2 separate regions of the Mus musculus genome follow, and region 1 is linked to region 2. Evidence: chromatin loops called from intact Hi-C (ENCODE). Cell type or tissue: left cerebral cortex. All regions are shown on one strand. Links, peaks and the distances in the headings refer to the core of each region. The heading gives the core; the rest is flanking DNA. Region 1 has its middle 60 kb from the start of Gm38862. Region 2 overlaps Prickle2 (prickle planar cell polarity protein 2).

Region 1 (2,915 bases), core at 89-2,588, 50 kb after region 2:
TTCTCCCCTCTTGTCTGTTTTGTTGCTCCATTCTCAATGCCCAGCAAGTGTCCACCAAAGAGCCTGTCATGGACAGGATAATACAGTTAGTGTATGGCCAACCACACCCCTCTCTACTCACCCCATGCTTTATCCCTGCACACTATCCTGGGCAAAGCTGCCTTTGCCAGACTAGTTCCTATACCTGGGTGATATGATAGAAAAGACAAGGACCAAATATGAACTAAGAAAGCTATAGCAGGGGAGGGCAGGCAGTGAGGTGGGGAGTTGCAAAAACCAGGTCAACCTATGTAACCGATATTTAAGAAGGAACAAACGGTTTGGAGGTAGTGGGCTAGAGAGATGGATCAGGGCTTAGGAGCATGTGCTGCTCTTGCAGAGGACCTCAGTTTGGTCCTAGAGTCAACTTCAGGAGGCTCACAACTGCCTGTAACTATAGCTTCAGTAGATCCAGTGTCCTCTTTTAGCTTGTGGTGACACTGCATTCACAAGTACACACACACACAATTAAAAATAAAAGAATGATTCTTATTTTTAAAGGATGCAGGTATATGCCAAAGAACCCTATGGTAGATTTATGTCTGGCTTTTTGAAGAACGTCCACACTGCTTTTTCGTATTGGCTACCCCAGTTTGCACTCCTACCATCTGTCAAGAAGTGTTTCCCTATTCATGCCAGCATCTGTCATCATCTGGTTTTGGATCTTAGCCATTCTGACTGTGGTAAAGATGAAACTTCAAAGTAGTTCAATTTGTATTTCCCTGATAGCTAAGGATATAAAACTTTGTTTTGATTTATTTTCATGCAGTATACTTTGATTATGTTTTTTACCTCTCCCAATTCCTCCAATATCCTACCTGCCTCCCCACCTACCCAATTGTTGCATGACAATTTTTTTTTCTGGGGAGATACAATACATATCTGCTAACCCCAGATAGGCCACCCACAGACCAAAGTATGATTACAACCAAAGTCGAACTTGGTGAACTAAGACTTTTATTTGAGTTACTTACAGAAATATGGATGAGGGGTTACATATGGCATGGTGACGGGGTTTCTTATAGAAACAGGAATGGCACAAACAACTGCATTATCAAATCCCACCCCAGCATGGGTAACAGTTCACAAAGCTGGGAACCAGGAGCACATTGCACAGCCTGCAGGCAGCTCAACAGATGAGAAAGTGTCTGTTATTCTGAACCTCTTCCAGACAACTCCAACGGCTTCTGCTTCTTCCAGGCAGCTAGCTGGTCTGGTTTCAGAATCTTCTTTGCAGCTTGGCTTGTCTGATAGTCTTCTTTGCAACTCTGTTCTAATCTTAGAGGACCTCTCAGTTTTTATTACTTAATCGGGCAGGGAGGGGCTGAGTGAATCTGGTCAATTTCAGGAACTTCCTGAAGTTATTTTGAGTAGTTTGCCTTCCTGCTTAAGGAGCTTCCCTATTATACACTAATTTTGTGCTCTCCTCTCTCTCTCTCTCTCTCTCTCTCTCTCTCTCTCTCTCTCTCTCTCTCTCTCAACAGAACAAGAAAATTAAAACAAACAAAAAGACAAAAAATCAAACCAAATGTGTGCACACACACAGAATCCATCTTGTGTTGGGCAACTACTCCTGGTCATATTGAACATTAAAAAAACAAAAACAAAAAGAGGTTTCTTCTTTTAAGAAACGTCTGTTTAGTTCCATGCCCCAGTTTTAAACTGGGTTGTTTGTTTTCATGCTTCTTCTTCTTCTTCTTCTTCTTCTTCTTCTTCTTCTTCTTCTTCTTCTTCTTCTTCTTCTTCTTCTTCTTCTGCTTCTTCTTCTTCCTCTCTCTCTCTCTCTCTCTCTCTCTCTCCCTCTCTCTCTCTCTCTCGTTTTGTTTTTGCTTTTGTTTTTGTTTTCTTCTGTTTTTGAGTTCTTTGTATATTTTAGATACTAGTCCTCTACCAGCTGTGTAGCTGGTAAAAATCTTCCCATTCTGTAGTCTGCCCCTTGACTCAAATGCTGATGTCCTTTGCGTGTAGTTTTAGGGGGTCTAGTGTATTAATTGTTTGTCTAACTGCCTGTTTAGAAAATCCTTTCATGTGGCAACAAGCTCAAGTATATCCCCAACTTTCCCTGCTATCAGAATCAGGGTTGCAGGTTTTATATTGAGGCCCTTGATCCATGTGCAGTTGAGTTTTGTTCAGGGTGAGAGATAAGGACCTGGTTTTATTCTTCTCCATGCTACTATCCTGTTTGACCAACAACACCTTCTGTTGAAGATGCTGTGCTTTTCTCCAATTGGTACTGTTGGCCTTTGTCAATGAGGTGGGGGTACTTTAAAGGTAGGGGAGATTGAATGTACTAGTATAAGAAGTTAGATAATGGAATATAAAGGATTAAACTGGGATGTTAGGATAGAGGAGAGAATTGGGAAGGGATAACTAATACTATACCTTTGAAAAAGTTATATGGAAAATATATACTTACATATATATTAAAAGAGCTTAAATGGAGTTACCTGACTGAACAGTGTAGGCTGACAAAAAGTTCAGTGCCAGGAATGGGTTATCTCTTTTAGAATTGTTGGCCTATGAGGTCCTACAGACCCTAAACATTACAGAATATTATAAATTATCTGCCTACACAGTTGTTGTGTGAGAAAACCTTTCCTGGGGAAGAAGGTAGAAAGACTGTAAAAGCCATGGGTTTCGGATGACTACAAGGAAACTTCTGGACAGAGCAGAGCAGAGCAGATACACATATGTTCTCACAATATTTGTAACGACAGGCACAGAGCCAGGAAAGCTCAAACCAGACAAAAAGCCCAGCATAGGAAAGGACAGTAGGCATGAAGTCCTACCCCTAAAGGAGCTTTTGGGAGATGATGGATGTTAGGAGAGTCAGTTCTTATAAGGATATAGCCACTGATCAGTGGACCACACTCCAA
Region 2 (2,915 bases), core at 215-2,714:
ATATTTTCATTTATTCAACAAATATTTATTGAGTGCCTACCATGTGTCAGGCACCCTGCTAGTTGCCAACTACACACTGATGAATAAGTCTGATATACTCCGTGTTCGGGTCAGGGCCCCAGCAGGAAACAGCTGCTGCACTCAGGAGGTAATTAAGGAAAGCTAGATGCAGCCTCTGGACTGCAAATCTAGTCTCAAGAAGAAAAGTACCTGTAGCCTAGTAGGAAGGAGCCAGACCAGTAAAACCTTGGCCTCTGGTCTTCTGTCTCTCATCCTCTCCCATTGATCAAACTTACCTGGGAGTCAGAGAGAAAGGGAACCACCAGAGTGGCTCTCAGGCAGAGTGCAGCAGAGAATTGGTTTGGTAGCTAAGAGGGATGTGCAAACAGAGAGAGAAACAGATTATGGTAAGTGCAAAGAAAGAAATGAGCCAGATTAGAGAAGAAAATGTTTATGTTCAGCTACATAGAGAATGGTCAGGCAAGCACTCTGAAATGCAAGGGAAGAGGAGAGGAGAACATGGTCACAGATAACATGTGCAAAGAGAGCACTTGCCTAGTCCCGGGAGCTCAGCGGAGCCCAGGGCTGAGGGAACCTTGGAGGAGATAGCTTCCTTTGGAACTGTGAACCTCAGCTCTGGTTCAAACCTAGCCTCCTGCTGCTCCTCTGGCAGCACCACCCTGCTCCTGTTTTCTCTAGTCAGGTGCAGGACCGTGGAAAGTCAGAGGACTTGCAGGGAAGGCTGAGAAAGCATATTTAAGACCATACGGAAGCAGTGATCAAAAATAGCACTTATGCTGGGTGAGGGAGAAGTTGCTATTTAAAGTGGAAACAAGAATTTAAAAAAAAAAAAAACTATCTATGAACTCCTTCTGTGGGTATTTGTATTGATGGAGTTTACCTTTTTTTAGGACTGCCTTCTGCCCTGGTTAGATCTGGATTTCATACACAGTTTATTCTCATTTTATCCCAGGTACCACCTTAGTCAAACAACTGATTTATAAATCTAACTAGAGCAAAAGCTTCCCTTTAGATGAACAGTAAGCTTTAAAAGCAAGCTAAACAGAAGTGTGATTCACCCAGTCCCACTATTTATCTTCTTCTCTTGCACAAACAAGCCAGTATTGGCTATGGACAGCCAGCTCCAAGCACTTTGGACCTATCTATTTGTCTTTAAGAAGAAAGATTAAATAGTTGACATTTTCCCTGTATATGAGGGTTGCCATAGTTACAGGCTTTCATCCATCTCTTAAAGTTCTGCATCCTTCCACTTGTCTTAGTTTCTTCTTTCTATGATTAAAAAAAATAATAACCTTACCAAAGCGACTTAAGGGAGGAAATCTTTATTTGGGCTCAAGGTATAGCCTGTCATAGTGGAATGGACAAACCAGCAAGGGTTTGAGGCACTGATTACATTGTATCCATGATTAGGAAAAGAGCAGTGCATGCGAGCTCTCAGCTTGCTTTCTCCACCTTTACAGTCTCTTTTTTTAACGACTTAGCATAAGATTCTCACATCCCCATCCTGAGTTTCTGAATCTTTCCACTCCCACTCCCTTGTCCACAGTGTCGCCTCTGTACATCCCCAAGGCAACCAAGATCTACTGTCATAAGTGGAGCTAACAGCTGGCAAGCCTTCTAAGTGGGACACCATGTTAACGCCTACTGTATAATTATCCCAGTTAATTTTTGTAGCAATGCCAGGCAGTATATGTACACAGAACAGTCCCACCAGAATTGTCCAGCCCCAAATGTCAATAGAGATGAGGTTCAGAACCCTGCCGCAGGCTGAATGAGGTAGTGCATACCTTTAATCCCAGCATTCAGGGGGCAGAGATAGGTGGATCTCTGTGTGTAATGCCAGCTTGGTTTACATGGCATGCTCCAGGCTAGCAAGGTCTATATAATCTCATAAGACAAAATCCTGCCACAAAATTATCTTTTGTGAGGAGGTTGTATTGTGAAAAATTATATTGTCAATTTTCCTTTAAAAGGTAATATGGCATCATAATACTGAGTAGGCTCTTTAAAGTAGCCCTGGCTACCCCATCTCCCTGCAGTTCTCTTGTTTCACATGGCGAATGATCCATAGTAGACATCCTTTGGGTTCTGAAGATCAAGTTTATTGAGATCAAGTGGGTAGAAAACAGCAAGCAGCAGGAAGATGATAGAGCTTCCAATAAGACACTTATTTTTTCTGTCACAGAACTGAGTGGGGACACCTGGGAGACCAAAAGTACCAGCTGGAGCAGAATGGCTCCTCCTAGGTGATGTGTCTGATGTGCCATCCCCACCACAGGCATTTGTATGCTGTGGGATAAATAGTAGCTGAGTCTTTTGCTTAGGGAAGATGCCTAGGAACGATTTACCTCCCAGCTGCATTCAAGGACACAAGGCTTTTAAGCCAAGGACACAAGGCTTTCAAGCCAACTGTTCACTCTCCTGTTCTCAAGTCTGCAGTACGTTCACTCTTGGACTGTTTTGCTGGCCTCCTTTTCCTTCTCATAGGGCTGGGGGCAGCACATCCTGGACCAGGGGTCTTGGAGGACACACTCTAAACATATCTGGGTCTGAAGTAGATCACCCCTACCTCTCAGTGAACTTAAACAGCACAGGACAGTTTGCTGACTTAATGTAGTAGACCCCCCTCTAGTGGGGGACAGCTTGGCCATTCATGTCTCCTTTTGTAAATCCCAACATTTGACATTGTCATGGCAGCAGGTAGACCCTACCTTCAGAAGTGCCTCTCTGCCAGCACGGATGTTTCAGATCTGTTTTGCAGCAGCAGCAATTGTGGGTGTGGATCAGGCAAATGTGTGCCCTTGCCCCTGTTAAATCTATCATAGGTGGCCTCAGATCAGACCAGGCTAACCCTTTCTGCAGCTCGAATGCAACTTTTCTCTTCCTCCACTCTG

Evidence for each region. Peaks named below come from ENCODE experiments on the same cell type or tissue, not always from the same donor. Only the 100,000 strongest peaks of a DNase experiment are listed, where the experiment ranks them.
Region 1: a loop joins it to region 2, with 10 times the contacts of the local background. A loop is called at or near these places in 4 of 42 quality-filtered maps.

The regions. Positions count from the first base shown.
Region 1 is chr6:92,343,094-92,346,008 of GRCm38, reverse strand. No RefSeq gene overlaps it. Among named protein-coding and RNA genes, the nearest start is that of Gm38862, 60 kb to the left of the region's middle. In left cerebral cortex, for the core only: no CTCF peak of the experiment used is centred there; DNase peaks (open chromatin) are centred at 660 and 1,227; H3K27ac peaks cover 357 bases.
Region 2 is chr6:92,393,554-92,396,468 of GRCm38, reverse strand. The region is part of intron 8 of Prickle2 (prickle planar cell polarity protein 2); the gene reads left to right. Among named protein-coding and RNA genes, the nearest start is that of Gm38862, 9.5 kb to the left of the region's middle. In left cerebral cortex, for the core only: no CTCF peak of the experiment used is centred there; DNase peaks (open chromatin) are centred at 703, 1,237 and 1,598; H3K27ac peaks cover 2,384 bases.